Regions from separate parts of the Mus musculus genome. Here region 2 is linked to region 1. Evidence: chromatin loops called from intact Hi-C (ENCODE). Cell type or tissue: heart. All regions are shown on one strand.

What was found. Hi-C counts contacts between places; a loop is a spot of excess contacts. Peaks named below come from ENCODE experiments on the same cell type or tissue, not always from the same donor. Only the 100,000 strongest peaks of a DNase experiment are listed, where the experiment ranks them.
Region 2: a loop joins it to region 1, with 12 times the contacts of the local background. A loop is called at or near these places in 11 of 42 quality-filtered maps.

Annotation. Positions count from the first base shown.
Region 1 is chr4:21,844,197-21,852,196 of GRCm38, reverse strand. Pnisr (PNN interacting serine/arginine-rich) reads right to left here and starts at 4,149. Exons shown (of 11, transcript NM_001369189.1): 1 at 4,058-4,149. 4930528A17Rik (RIKEN cDNA 4930528A17 gene) reads left to right here and starts at 3,749. Exons shown (of 1, transcript NR_028384.1): 1 at 3,749-5,870. In heart, a CTCF peak has its summit at 4,640 (motif pointing left); DNase peaks (open chromatin) are centred at 3,726, 4,206 and 4,546; H3K4me3 peaks cover 2,576 bases; H3K27ac peaks cover 1,408 bases.
Region 2 is chr4:21,987,523-21,995,522 of GRCm38, reverse strand. Faxc (failed axon connections homolog) reads right to left here. Exons shown (of 6, transcript NM_175234.4): 6 at 1-2,225. The coding sequence ends at 1,936. Among named protein-coding and RNA genes, the nearest start is that of Gm42260, 33 kb to the left of the region's middle. In heart, a CTCF peak has its summit at 4,479 (motif pointing right); no DNase peak of the experiment used is centred here.

The DNA of each region.
Region 1 (8,000 bases):
GACTCCTGATATACAAGAATCAAAGCACAGGTTACAGTGCTGGGGGTGGGGACGGGAACCAGCACTAAGGCAAATCTCTGAGTTCAAGGTCAGCTGGGCCATATGTCCATAGCAACCTGTATCCTCCTTCTGAGATGCTATCCCACAACCAAACCAAAAAAACATGCATATTACGCCCTTCAGTATCCGTGGATGATTGATGTAATATCCATAGGGAACCAAAACTTTAGGATGCTCAGCTCCCTCACATAAAATAGCATTTTTGTTACATAAAACAAAAATCTGAGTATGCTTACTAGATCCACTTTACCAAGTACTTCTAATCTGCAATTGGCTGTACCTATAAATATATAACCCACTGACAGACAGGTTTGTATTTTTGTTTTTGTTTTTAAAGATAGGTTGATTTCTCTGTATAGCCCTGGCTGTCTTGGAACTCACTCTGCAGACCAAGCTGGTCTCAAACTTGGAGACCTGAGTGCCTCTGCCTCCTGAGTGATGGATTAAAGGCATGCACCACCACAGCCCTGCCAGAACCTATTTTAAATTAAAAGTACCTGCTCCTACTTGTAAAGTATTTTGAAGCTTGTTGTTGAGTTTGGTCCTGTATTTGGACTTTTAGTTTGGAAAACATGACTATGTTCAATATGAACAGTTCCACAGACACAATTTTTAATTCAACTTTTTTTTGTTTCTTGAGATAAGCAAAGGCACTACTGCTGAACTATATCAACAGACCCACTAAGTTTTAATAATGGATTTAAACCATGAAAACTTATGGTCGTATATTGGGTGAGTAATAATTTGGAAAACGTTAACTGTTGAAGGCAGACACTGTCTGAAAATCTCCATAAATTAAAAGTTAATATGCAATAGTTCTTGTAGAATAAATGTTTGAATGCTCAAAGATTTCCTTATGAACAGAGGAAACCTTACTGAGTGCTCGCTCTATCATTGTATTGTGTTTATATTAAATGGTTAGGTATTTTACTCATTTATCACTCATATATGTTACCCACTAAATATGCAACTTTAGCCACAAAAAGTATATCTTAATATTACTATTTATTTAATGCCATGGTTTGATTTCTAGGACCTAGGGATACACGTAAGTAGTAGAGAACTTGGCTTACATATGCAAAGCCTATGTATGATCCCCAGCACCCTCATGTCCCCCCAACACAAGGAGAAAAAAAATCCTGAGAGCCATAAAATAGCTCAGTAGGTAAAGGCACTTGCCACCCATCCTGGTAACCTGAATGCATTTTATCCCTGTAACACACATGCATGGTCAAAGACGAGGACCAATTCGTGAAAGTAGTCCTCTGACCTCCACAAACATGTCAAGGCACGTGTGTTCTCACACAGAGACATACGTACACAAAATAGATAAATGTGGCTTTAAAAAAAAAAAGATTGAATCAGCTTAGTCTCCTTTTAAGACTTATTTTCAGAGATCATCAACTTTTCAGGTTTGGAGAAGTCTAATTTTGATGATTCATGCAACAGACTGTTGACAAAATTTTCTTTCACAGGGTAAAGTTAAATGTGATTTTCTTGAAAAACAACTTGAATTTGGGAAGACTAGAAAAGCCAATAACCAAAGACTGCACTTGATTATCAACAGTATCATACTGCTGGAAAAAACTAAAACCAGAGTTATGGACTAACTGGTAATCTTCCCAAAGACAGGCTGAAGTCCTAAATCCATGTTACCTGTACTTATTTGGAAACCAGTGTCTGTGTGGATACAGTACTCAATTTAGGATGAGGACAATTTCAGATGAGGACAGACATAAGTATCTGAGACTGTCCTGTGCCTACAATGCCAGAGATTGGACAACTCTACAAGCTAAAGAACAGAAAGATAGGTGCCATCAAAACCCAGAAGGAAGGAAGGTACCTGTCAAACTTTGCTTTCATACTTTTTGCCGTTAGAACCATAAAAGAGGACATTTCAGTTGTTTTAAGCCACCTAGTTTGTAGTAATCTGTTACAGTAAACCCAGATACTAACACTAGGATTATTATCATTCAGTCTTTTCTATAAATTATTCTGTATTAGAACTGCAAATGACAACAAACAGACCTGGAGCCAAAGGATGGCTCACTGCTTAAAGACGTGCTGGCTGTTCTTACAGAGCACCCAAGCTCAACCCCAGCATCACATCAAACAACTTAGACTTTCTGACATTCCAGATCCAGGGGACCAAATATCCTCACACTCATGTGCACATTTACACACTCAACACAGGCATGAGCAAGCATGCGTGCATACACATGTTTACACACACACACACACAGAGAAATAAAAATAAATCTTAAATGGAAAAAAGGAAAACGCTTCAATTGACTTCAAAATGACTTCTTCAAATAATGACCGCAAATATTTACAAAACTCATTTACAGATTGTGACAAAAAGATGAGAATTGAAATATGTTTTAAATCTCTTTGTACCTAGCAGTTCTGTATTCTTAACACTAAAGGGATTCAGAAGTGAAAGCAGTTAAGATCTTGAGTTGGTGGCTAGCCTGGGCTCCTTCCCCCAAACTGAAATAAAGTTCTATAGTAGCCCGAGTCGGTAATCTCAATTGTAAGAAGCTAAAGCAGGAAAGGCGCTGAGCGGTCTAGGCCAGTCTTTGCAACAGAGTAACAAAGAAACAAAACACCGACCAATCAAATAGAAGCTGGTGGGAAACAGCAGACACCTGAAAGATTTAGCAATGGTCAAAAGTGGAAGAATCCGGACAACAAAAGCTAGGACTGACACATAGACATAAAGTAGTAATTTTTCATTGAACAGAGACGGTGGCCAGAAGGCTCAGCAGCTACAGCACCGGCTGCTCTTGCAGAGGACCTGCCTCCAGTTGCCAGCACCTCATGGCAACTCACAACCATCTGTAACTTCAGTTCCAGGGGATCTCCACAGAAAAATACTATCTTTTTTTAAAAATGATTTTTTTCTTTAACTAAGGAAATAGGAGCATGCCCTCAATTAATAATGTAACAACATTGTTCCATTAATAGTAAAAAAAAACAAAAAAACGTGTCATGGAAGTATATGTTACTGAGAAAATAAAACACGTGGTTATACACTAGCTGTTTAATTTTTCTATAATTAAATTAAGTTCTAGGGCTTGATGTGGTAGTGAATACATTTAATTCCAGCATTCATGAGCGAAGGCAGGAGTTCCAGGCCAGCCAGGATCATATAATGAGGCTCAAAAAAGTCCTTAAATATAAAGCTTACTTATGTTTTAAATTGTGTGTCTTAAGAATATCCGAGAACTCATTACGTCTCCCCTGATGCTTTAGAAAACCACCCCACAAATAAAGTCTTTACTGTTCTGGTTTGGTTTTAGCTGGATGTACTCAAAAAAAAAAAAAAATCCAAGATTGTTTTTGTTTTATCTAGGGTTAGGAAGAGAAAAGGTAAATGAAGTATTAAAGACTGCTAATTTAATCAAGCACAGTCAAAATTTGCTCAGTGCCCAGTTTTGTTAAGATGACACTATTATCCACAAAACTACGAAACAACTGAAATATAGGATACTACTTGTTTCCTCAGTGATGCTTAACACATAATACCCATCACTGGGTAAAAACACCAAAACTAAGCAACTAAATGATACTTGTCTAGGACGCAGCAGAAAGCGGTTGCGCCTGCGTAGTGCGAGTCGCAGAGTCGAAGTTCCAGATCCCGGCCCCCGCCGCCTCCGCCCCTCCACACTCCCTGCCCCTCAAGGGTTCCCACTGCGCACGCGCACTGCTTAACGGCCGCTCAGGCGCCCAACAATTAGTCCCTTGCCTTCTCAAAGGAAACTCTTAGTTCGAAGAATGGGTCGTGAGCCCTCTCCTTAGCCAAAGGCGGTTCCCTTCGGGCGACAGCGGCTCTCTCGCTCACTCTCTCGGGCGGACGCCGGAGCTTCTCCGGAATGAGGTTCTGGCGGTGGCGCCAAGCAGCGTACGCAGCCTGAGTCCCGCTCCGTTCGCCACACTGACCCAGAGGACTTTAGTCCTCCGGCAGGTCCCCCGGGGTAAACTGCTCGTCGCTTACCCGCTCCGGTTCCGGAATACCGCTGTCGCCACCGTTCCTGTAATTCTCTCCAACCTTTCGATGCTTCTACTTCTTCATGAACAAGACAAGATGGCGCCCGGTGGTTCTCACCCGGAAGTGAATGATAATAACATCCGCTTTTCGGCTGAAGTCACACTGATTCTCAGCCAGGCTTACGACCATGTGATCTTACCGACGGGACGAGTCCGCGCCATTTTTGTTGAGGGCAAACCCAACCCACCTCGAGTTGGACCCTCTTGTGTGTGAAGCCCGTGTCATACCCGACACATTTTCATTTGTACAGCCAGCACAAAGCCGAGCCTAACGTTCCGGTACAATGGACGGAATTTAGTAAACTTTAGGCAGGAGACCCTCGAAGAGCAAATGCGTTCTAAGAATCAGTTCCGCTTTGGGAAGGATGCTGAATCGCTTTGCCTCTTTCAGACTACGGAGAGGACCGCAAGTCAAACCCTGCCAACTTGGAACTCACTGTGCCAGGCCTGAGTCGCAGAGCCTGAGTTCTGGAAGCAGGGTGTTTGCTAGGTCTCCTTGTTCACCTCCTAGCATCGCGCCCCCTGGTGGGAACATTTACTCAGTTCAACTTCGCTCAGCTACTCTTTAAGGAAAAGTAACTGAGAAGCAGAGTTTCCACTGGTCCTTCCTTACCTAAACTCCAAGATGGCCTCCCGAAAGGAGGTAAAAGGTGTTTAGCGTGAACAATGTTCATATATCTAAAATGTCAACTTTCCAGACTAGGAGTTTAATTACAAAAGGAAACAAAAATTCTAAGAAACACAGCATTCTTAACCTAAATATTGGAAAATGACTTTCTTGAAATGTCAGTGTAACTAAAAAGAGTTATGAAGGAGAATTCCAGGAAAAAGTCTGTGTCTGCAAAGATTGATTGGAGCTTCAGTGATGTGGAGAGGTTGGAATTTTACAAGTCCAGAGGCTAATTACCCAATCTGGCCCTAGCTTTACCCACGAATTGCCAGTCTTTGCCAACCTCCCCATATTAGAGCTAAATCCTGTGACTAATAGATTAAAAACCTTTTAGAACTTTTAAAAAAATGATTTATTTATTTTTATTTTATGTGTATTGGTGTTTTGCCTGCGTGCATGTCTGTGTGAGGGTGTCAAATCACTTGTTGCTGGACTACAGATAGTTGTAAGCTGCCATGTGGGTACTAGGAATTGAACTCTGGTACCAGCGCTATTAACCACTGCCCCAGCCTTTGGAACTTTTTAACTTAGCTGACTCCCAGTTTCCACCAACCCAAGAGCTAAGAATGTTATCAGATAGCATCTGCAGCGATGTAAAAAGTGTCCCCATCTTGCTGTAGCTTCTGTGATGTACACACCAATGTATCTTAAGCCTGCCTTGGTTTATGACTGTCTGTTCTTTAAAAACTATAAAATGTCATGAAACCACTTCCGTGTTATAAAAGAAATTTGGCATAACTGTGTTCCTTGTGCCATGGACATTCAAATGTGGCTCCACAATAAACTCTCTTATTCCCTTTAATGTGAGAACTCTGTTTTTAGCACCCACACCATGCACTAAAAATCTAAGTCTTTGAGTTGGGAACTGCACAAGAAATATCAAATTACTCTAGAAACAAGACTGTAGTAAACTGAATAAAGAAAATATAGGTAGATGTGAAAATAGGAATGCCCTTTACAAGAAATTCTGTAATTCTCAAATGAAGTATTTGAAAACCATGTAGTCTGTGTGATTAGAATAAAACCCTACTAAGTAAACACCTGCTAGCCTCAAGTTTGCCTTCAACATGTAATTTGGGGAGTGGGGTGGAGAAAACTGCCAATTATCTGGCAATACTATGATGTGAGTTCATGAGGTTAGTACAACTAACTCAGAAGGAGACCTGTACTTGACTATTTCCATTTAGCATCTATAAGAACTCAAGGAGATCTACTAGCAGCCACCAACCCCGTTGCTGGGATTGAAATCAAATGTCACCATACTTCACCTCACTGAGAAACATTCTAGCCAGGAAAATGGACGATCTTTGGTGAAATCTGCTTGGATTAGCAAGGCTATGGAAAATTCCTGCTCCCTATAACCATCTGTAATATATCCCAAGTAAAACTGAAACGAATACTTGGGTGACAACTTTTGCCCTCCAAGGACCTAACATATTAGTGCACAGAAAATTTTACATTGTCAAGTGATTAAATATTTTGACTAGGGACACTAGTGTAAACTAGCCATTTTGGATATCCAAATGGGAGGGCCTATTAAATGCCTTGTAGGGATTGCAGGCACACATCACCACTCCCATGTGTGGATGTCAAGTTCTATTTTATCAGAATATATGCTGTTATGTTAAAGCTCTGAACAGCTATCATATATGAGGTCTGTAATTTGGCTATTGTGTACTGTAATTATCAAGTGCCAGCATCTTGTCTGTATTACCTGGCAATCTACTATTAATGATTACCAGAGAACTTTAACTTCAGGTTTGTTTGTTCCTATTTATAGGGCTGGGAAGATATCATCATTTGTAATGCAAGAAGACTTACTTGTGTTTGATTCCCAGAACCCACACCTAAGAAAACAAAACAAACAAAACAAAACAAAAAGCAGGAGCTGTGGAGTACATTGTGGTCCCAGCACTAGGAGTGATGAAGGTAGACAGATCTCTAACATCTATTGAGTTCAACGTCAATTAAGAGACCCTATCTCAAAAACAAAGGTAGAGGGGCACCTGAGGAATGCTCGTGAATGTCCCCTCCCCCCACATGTGCATATATGCTTATGAGACCTGGTCACCAGGCCACATGTATTCAGCTACTGCCAGTTCAGATAGTACATATGAAGGCTCCCCAATGACCACAAAGTAAGCTGCTGAGTCATTTGTGAATATATCAGAAAGCTAGCCTATCTTGAACAAAAAGCAGCCACTTAAAAATTGTATGCACTAGGGGCTGGAGAGATGGCTTATCGGTTGACTGCTCTTCTGAAGATCCTGTGTTCAAATCCCAGCAACCACATGATGGCTCAGAACCATCAGTAACGAGATCTGATGCCCTCTTCTGGTGCATCTGAAGACAGCTACAGATAATAATAAATATCTAAAAAAGAAAATCACAAATCTAAAAAATATGCAATAGATTAGAAGGTGGTTGACAGAAATAGCTACTAACATTAATGTGTAGAAATTTAGATTATGGTATAGTAAAACATCAGATTTAACTGAGATTCACTATAACCTTCGAGGCAATAATATATATAATGAATTTCTATTTAATGGAAAAGTTTGAAAAGCAAGATACTAGATACTAGATGCTACTGAATGCATTTGACAAGGTAATCTAAAGAAGAAAGTGATGTGTACAGCAACCATGACCAAGGCAGATTTTATAAAAGAAATCATTTAATTGCTTAAAGTTTCAGAGGTTCCGTCCATTATCATCATGATGGTGGCGTGCAGGCAGACACTGGACCAGTGGCTGGGAACTACATCATGATCCATAGGCAGGGAGAGTGACTCTGGGCGTGGCATGGGCCTTTGATACCATGAAGCACATCCCCAGTGACACACTTCCTCCAATAAAGCCACACCTCCCAATTCTTTTAATCCTTTCAAATAGTCCTGGTGCCTAATCATTCAAATATATGAGCCTGTGGGATATTATTATTCAAACCATCACATGAATATAGTCTGACTTGGTGCAGAGGCTGAGTCCCAAAGGTCACTTGAGCCTGGGAGTTAAAGACCAGACTGGGTCATACGTTACAATCTTCTGTGTGTCTGTGCAGGGAGAAGGTAGAAATCAGAAAGGATTAAATGGTTTCTGAAAACCAAAAGGAAAGAATAAAAACAATCTTTTTTTTTAATCTTCTATTCTTTGCAGGATTGTTTTTTGAGACAGGCTATCTCTATGTAGCCTTGGCTCTCCTGGAACTTGTATGGAGACC
Region 2 (8,000 bases), 140 kb before region 1:
CAAGAGATTCCCTAGTCACACAGACCTGCTACCAGTTGCTCAGAACACCAGGAGACACCCAAATGACACTGACACCCAAGCACACCTACTCATGCACACTTTCTCCCCTCTCTCACACTCCTCATCAAACAGGCCCTCCTAGTAGGAATGGTTTTAATACAAAATATTCATAGCTAAGGTTTGTACAGGTAAGAATTTCTAACTTAGGAGTTCAACATTATTCCCATTTCCATATGCCCTATGGCTACCTAGGTGGCAAACATCTTCAAAACACTTCCTCTTTGAAAATGGATAACACCCTAAAGATTTCCGTGGAACAGCTACATTAAAGAGAGTTTACTTTTTTAGCAAAGTACATTAACTTCTCAGAAACTTCTATCCTCAAAGGGCCTCTGCAACCCTATGTGAAGTGATCCTTACCCCGACGGTCAGAAGCAAAGCCGTTGGTGTGCAGTTAAGTCTTACAGCCCAAATCCACAGCCATCACACAGAACCCTTGGCCCACAACTGCCTGTGAAATGAACTAAGCTATCCAATGCTGTCTTCAGAGACAAATACAAATACAGGAAAATCCCACCAGTTCAGAGGCTCGTGGTGAGAGAGAACAGGGAGAGGGGTGATGGGAAGGGATGTGCGATCATGAAACACTAGGGCTTGGTGTCAGTGATACCATGCTGTCACCCAACCACAGGGGGACACCTGACAAGGAAACTGCAGAGGACTCAGACACAAGGAACACTTTCATGCTTCTCTTCCCAACGCATCTCAACCTTCAAAAAAATCTACAACAGTTGACAAGCTTCTGCCTACAGAGTCAACTGCTCTCCTTTATCTCTGCTAAGCTGCCAAGGTCCTAAGCTTTAGCCTCTCCAAATCAATAGACACAGGTAAGTTAGCACTTGCGGGGCAGCAAAGCCCCATTCCAATGCACCCGGCAAAGGAAGAGATGCTGTTCTTAAAGCACAGGGCTGAGGACCATGCGTAGCTGCTGCTGATTTGCCAAGCTCCTTCCAAAGTTCCGCCAGCAAAGTCACAAGGAGAAATGGCACAGTCCTAATTGGTTTTGTGTGTGTTTCATCTGCACAGCCTTGGCAAGTGACTGCACTTGTTGCCCAAGTATGAAAGTCCTTTGCCCTCCGACCCTAACATTTATGAAGCACGATGAAGAAGAAAATAGGTTCGTGTTGCACCACTTCCCAGAGGTTTAAAGCATCACACTAATGCTGCCACGTGAGTCCCCACAACACCCCTGTGAGGTAGGTAGGTGGAGAGTATTGTAACCCCCACTGTACAGGTGGGAGAAATGAGGCACACAATAGTTAAAGGACCTGCCCTGAACCACACAGCTAGTCACCGGCAGGGTTGATAATGAAACTCGTGTTGTGTAGCACCCCCACTCAGCGCCGCACAAGTAACAGCCATCCAATGAAAATTGGTGGACTTCACTTGACTTCTGTCTCGACATACAAGTACACACACACACGTACAACAGCAGCCAAGGGACATGAGCTCCTATGTCTTTTCTGATGGTATTTCTCATTACTTAAAACCCCAGTTGATGAAAGATGGTCAAGAATCCATCTGACAACCAAGTCCCCCGTTGAAAAGGATCAATAGAACACCCAGTTGACAACCCACTCGTGTACCTGCCCTCCCACACAATATTGGTTTTCTAATGAAAACAAAAATGGATTTCAGGTACCATGCTGATATTTGTTTTGTCTGTTTTAGACGGAGCCATCTGAATGGTTCTGGTTTTGTTTGTACAAAAACGAAAAACAAGGAAAAGAAATAAGGCGGCTTATAGTCCAGTTAGCATGTGAAAACTGGTCCAGGCCTGAAGATCTCCTCCCAGCTCAAATGGATTTCTATCTGGGAAATCAGACCAACCCCAGGGAGCGGTGGCTCCTGAGGACGAGGCTCCGTGATGGGGCATCACTTGCACTGTTCGTGGTCTGTGTAGTCATCCATCTCCACATCGGAGTCAAAGAGAGAGTGTCCGGTGAAATCCGTGTCTGGGGTCCTGGAGAAACTGTTCTCAGCCCCCTCGTCCTCAAAGGTCTCTGTCCTGGAGTAAAAGCTAAAATCCAGCATGGGTGTGTGAGTCTTGCTGCCCTCGCTGCTCTCCTCAGACTCATAAATGGTGTTGTCATCATCGTGGTGCCACTCGGGCCAGAATTTCCTCCTGATCCTCTCGCAGTACATGGCCAGGTTGATCAGCTCGCCTGCAGTGTGGCAGAGAGGCAAGAGTTAGCACTCAAACGCAACGACCTAACAGTGCTGTGGTCAGAATGTCTGTGCTCCCCACCCCCAGGAGCCCTCACGACTGGCATTAAAACCTCAGGATTGATGGAGCAGGAGAAGTCAAGGACATCACAAAAAGATCTATGGAGCCAACTAACCTGGGCCCTCGGGAACTTGCTCACATAGACTAAACCATCCACCAAAAAGCAAGCATGGTCTGACCTAAGCCCCCTACACATAAGTAGCAGATGTGCAGTTTGGTCTTCATGTGGGTCCCCTAATAATTGGATTGAGCTGTCTCTGTCTGTTGTCTGCCTTTGGGTCCCCGTCCCCTAGCTGGGCTGCCTTGTTTGGCCTCAATAGGCAAGGATATGCTATTAGTCCTGCTGCAACTTGATGTGCCAGGGTGGGTTGGTACGCATGGGGGGCTCCCCCTTCTCTGAGGAGAAGGGCAGAGGGTAGTGAAGGGAGCAGCTTCTAAGGGTGGGACTGAGAGGCAGGGCTGTGATCAAGAATGCAAAATGAATAATAATAATAATGAAAACCAAAATAAAACAAACAAAAAAGACCCAAACAACAACAAAACCTCCAAAACAAGGCTCAGCTAGTGGTCCTTCTGCTATATGCGGACCTGGTAAGGAGGCATTTCGTCTGTGAACAAGAAAGAAGGACCTCCTAAGATACCGAGTCTTCCACACCATGATCGTGGGCTTCCCAACTTCAAGCACCATGAGAAAAAATTATCTTTTTCATATGAACCACCTAGTTCATTATATGAAGGGGACATGACATAGTTACTGGGCATCCCAAGTAACGTTGAAGGACGAAGCCGGGTGGATATTAACACTATTTTTTCACAGAGATATTGTCAAAATATTTGAAATTTTATGTGCACAGTAAACATCTTTAAAAAAAGAAAAGTTAAAAGCAGGCTAAGTGAACAAAGACAGTGTGTTCTCTCTACAGCAGACAGAAGCAGAGGACACTCAAAAATGGGCAGCTCTATCTAACCATCTGGTTTTGTGAGACAATTTACCACTTCATACCAAAAGGACTAATGTGACCATTCATTCATATTTAAGTCAATTTATAAACATCAACCCAGGCACAAACCCTTTGACGTACTATCTGTCCTGCCTGTAAGATATGTCAGGGCAATGATGGTACAAAGCTTATGGGAGTAGCCAGCCAATGTATGATGTGACATGAGGCCCACTCCATGAGACGGAACCCATACCTAACACTGCATGGGTGACTAAGAACCAGATACTAGAGAGGTAAAACCAAATACTACTGGTTTAAAAACATATCAATAAAATGACACGTAATGATAATCTGCTATTCTCAGAGATCCGTGCCTTATTCTGTCATCATCAGGGAAGTTTCTTCCAGCAGCTGATGGCAACAGATGCAGAAACCCTCAGCCAGGTATTACATGGAGAGAGTCGGGGACGGGGATAAAAGGGATGTCTCCATCAAATTCCTCTCCCCAGAACTCCAGGAGCCTCTCAAAAGAGAGAGCAGAAAGAGCTAGAGGTGGATGGAAGACACCAGAAGAACATGGCCCTCTGAATCAATGAGGCAGGGCTCATACGAGCTCCCAGAGACAAAAGCAGCAAGCATAGGGCCTACTGGGTCTGCACTAGGTCCTCTGTGTCTAGCATAGCTTTGAGTTTAGTGTGTTTATGGGACTCTGAGTGTGAGAACATGTGGGTCTCTGACTCTCATGCCTGCTCTCAGGACTCTTTTCCGTCTGCTGGGTTGCCATGCCCAGCTCCAATATGATGGGTTTGCTTCTTGTTAGACTTTATTTTGTCCTGTTTGGATGTTATCGCCTAGAAGCCTGTCCTTTTCTAGTGAGAAATAGAAAGGGCGTGGATCCAGAAGGCGACGGAGCTGGGAGAAACCAGGAGCAGAGAGGGGAAACTATAATCAGGATATAATGTATGAGCAAAGAATCCTTTTCAATAAAAAAGAAAAATGAACATAAATTTTAAAAAATATTAAAAACTATGCCTTATATTTTCCATACACAGTTCAGAATTGTTCTTACAGATTAATGTGCCTATAAAGAGATATAGTAAAACTTGTGTTTTCACTTTTAAATATTTAAATTTAAACAAATCTAAACAAAAATTCTAAATATCAGACTACCATTTCTCAACTCCAAAAACAAAAAATGAAGAAATTGCAGAAATGGAATGAGTTTTGCCTTTGATCCACTAGATGGCAGTGTTGCTTATAAATAGTATTTGACACCTCTTACTGTAAGACTGTATATCTTTATAGCTATATAAACATTTCACTTCTTACATATGTAATCCATGTTTAGTTTAAAAACTAGGAAATTTCAATAATCAAAATAAAGAATTTCTAGTAACCCATTCTCAATAACGTTTTTATACCCCTATAGAAAATACTTCCAAGTGTTTACATAAACTTGCACTCACTAGAGTCTGTTCCTGATCCTCTCCACTGACAACACAGAGCCAGGACCTCCGAATGTGACAGTACAGCAGCCACAGTCATCTCACAGTGCGCTATGTGGATGTGTCACACTCTAATTATTTCCTCTAGTCCCTTGTCACAGTCATTTGATTTGTTTCTACACTGATGGCCCTGTAGATTACAGTCTATCTACCCTGGTTTATTTTTTATTAAAGAAAATAACAATTCACAAGACTACCAGTCTGTGGATAGAATCCACAATAACACACAAATTAAAAGAGAGCACTTACCATGTCATGCATTCAAGGTAATCGCAACTATCATATTAATTTGATTTGTCTTTTTTTCTTATCTGACTATTAGACTTGTCATTACCTTTTATCCCATGTACCCCACATTCTCGTTCCCTTAAAGAGACACATATAAAATGTTCCATTTTCTCCTTTAGGGAAAGGCATGGGACATCTTCCTGGGTACCACTGATAATCACAGTGACCGAGAACTATAAACGAATGTTACGGCCACAGCAAGAAAGAGGAAAAGACCTCCTCACGTGGGAGAGAGACATTGGAGGTCCCAGATGCCTCTCTTGAACTTAATCCCCAGGAGTTGTGCCAAAGGAATCCTAGAGAGTGAGAATCTTACCCTAGTGGTACAGGCCTATAGTTCCAGCAGCTTGAAAGCCTGAGGCAGGAGGATCAGAAGGGGGAGGTTTGCCTGCTGTGGTGGTTTGGAGGCAAATGGACACCATAGGCTCATATATTTAAATGTTTAGTCACCAGAGGATGGCACTACTTAAAAGAATTAGAAATATTAGGAGGTGTGGCCTTGTTGAAGCAGGTGTGTGTGGCCTTGTTGGAGGAAGTGTGTCACTGGGGGTAGGCTTTGAGGTTTCAAAAGCCCATGCCAGTCCCCGGCATTTCCTCTGCATGCAGATGAGGATGTAGCTCTCAGTCACTTCTCCAGCGGCAGGCCTCCTGACGCACTGTCTGTCATGATGACTACAGACTAACCCTCTGAAGCTGTAGGCCAGCCCTGAACTCAGTGCTTTTTTTTTTTTTTTTTTTTTTTTTTTTTTATGAGTTGCCATGGTCATGGTGTCTCTTCACAGCAATAGAATGGTAACTAAGACATCTGGGCCACAAGGGTGAGTTCAAGGCCACTGTAGTGGCTGTTCCTGGTTGTCAACTTGACTATATTTGGACTGAACTACAATCCAGAATTGGAAGGCTCACCAGTGACCCTTATCTGGAGGCTGGGAGATAGAAGTTTCTGATCTGGATCTTGGTATGGAGATCTTGAGGCATAGTGGCTATGGATTCCAGATTAAGACAGGGAGATCTCCCAATTCAAGGTCATCTGGGATTAAAGGTGTGGTGGCACACATGTTTAATCTGGGCTTCACCTTCTGCTGGAGACCATATAAGGAAGAAGGGAGTCTCGCTCTCCTTCGCCTGCTTGCTGTGTGGGACTGAGTAGCTGCTAGATCCTTGGACTTCCATTCACAGCTACTACTGAACCATTGTTGGGAATTGGACTGCAGACTGTAAGTCATCAATAAATTACTTTACTATATAGAGACTATCCATAAGTTCTGTGACTCTAGAGAACCCTGACTAATATAGCCACCATGGACAACTTAATAAGACTGTCTTTAAGAAAAGTACCCAAGGAACTGAAGGGGTTTGCAGCCCCATAGGAGGAACAACAATATGAACGAACTAGCAACCCCAGAGCCCCCTGGGACTAAACCACCAATCAAAGAAAACACATGCTGGGAGTTGTGGCTCTAGCTGTATATGTAGCAGAGGATGGCCTAGTCAGTCATCAATGGAAGGAGAGGCCCTAGGTCTTGTGAACGTTCTTTGCCCCAGTATAGGGGAATGCCTGGGCCAGGAATGGGAGTGGGTGGGTGGGGAGCAGGGAGGGGGTGAGAGAATAGGGGATTTTCAGAGGGGAAACTAGGAAAGGGAATAGCATTTGAAATGTAAATAAAGAAAATATCTAATAATAAATTAATTAATTAATTAAAAAAGACTGTCCCTAAATGTAAAAGTAAAAAGAAAGGGCTGAAGACATGGTTAAAGAACACTGTCCTACCATGTAGACACTACCATATCCGGGGATCCATCCCATAATCAGCTTCCAAATGCTGACACCATTGCATACACTAGCAAGATTATGCTGAAAGGACCCTGATATAGCTGTCTCTTGTCAGAGTATGCCTGGGCCTAGCAAACATAGAAGTGGATGCTCACAGTCGGCTATTGGATGGATCACATGGCCCCCAATGAAGGAGCTAGAGAAAGTACCAAAGAAGCTAAAGGGATCTGCAACCCTATAGGTGGAACAACATTATGAACTAACCAGTACCCCGGAGCTCTTGACTCTAGCTGCATATGCATCAAAAGATGGCCTAGTCGGCCATCACTGGAAAGAGAGGCCCATTGGACACGCAAACTTTATATGCCCCAGTACAGGGGAACGCCAGGGCCATAAAAGGGGAGTGGGTGTGTAGGGGAGAGGGGGTGGGTGGCTATGGGGGACTTTTGGTATAGCATTGCAAATGTAAATGAGCGAAATACCTAATAAAAAATGGAAAAAAAAAAAAAAAAAAAAACCACTGTCCTAGCCATGAGAAACCTCGGGCTTCATTCCTAACACTGACCAAAAAGAAATAAAAAATTAAAAAAGTGGGAGGGGGAAGAGGAAGAGAGGGAAAGTGGGTAAGAGAAGAAAAGCAAGGGGAGAAAGAAAATAAAATCAGGCTCTAGCCACAAGATCTAGAGACATGCAGTGTTTAAGGCTCCCTCACCAGGCTGCCTGCCTTCCTATATAACCTTGCTTCTTTACATTTCCTCCAGAAGAGTTGTCCCTAGCGGTGAGACATTAATGTCACTTCTGTGTGAGATCATGGAGACTGCTAAGCCCATCAGTCGACAGTGACATGGTCCTCATTGTGAACAACACAGCATTACAAGAGCTTTACCCCTCTGCTGAGCTCGTATGAACCCCCACCATCCTCAGTCCCTACCATGATCTTACAGGCTCTGCTGAGGAGACAGACTGGCCTCGGATGTAACCATTCTGCACTATTTGTCGTGGACCAATAGTGTTTCTTCCTACAATGGCGAGAGGAAAGGAACTGTTCCCTAACAGCACTGAGTCATGGTGGAAGAAGTGGTAATTCTAGTGGATAGTTGAGAGGGTTTGCCGTGAGGAGCAAGGACTGGGAGCCTACGCATCACATCCTGCCTCGCATCTCATCCTGCCTCTCACAAAGAACGAAACAAAGAGTGAACATCTAG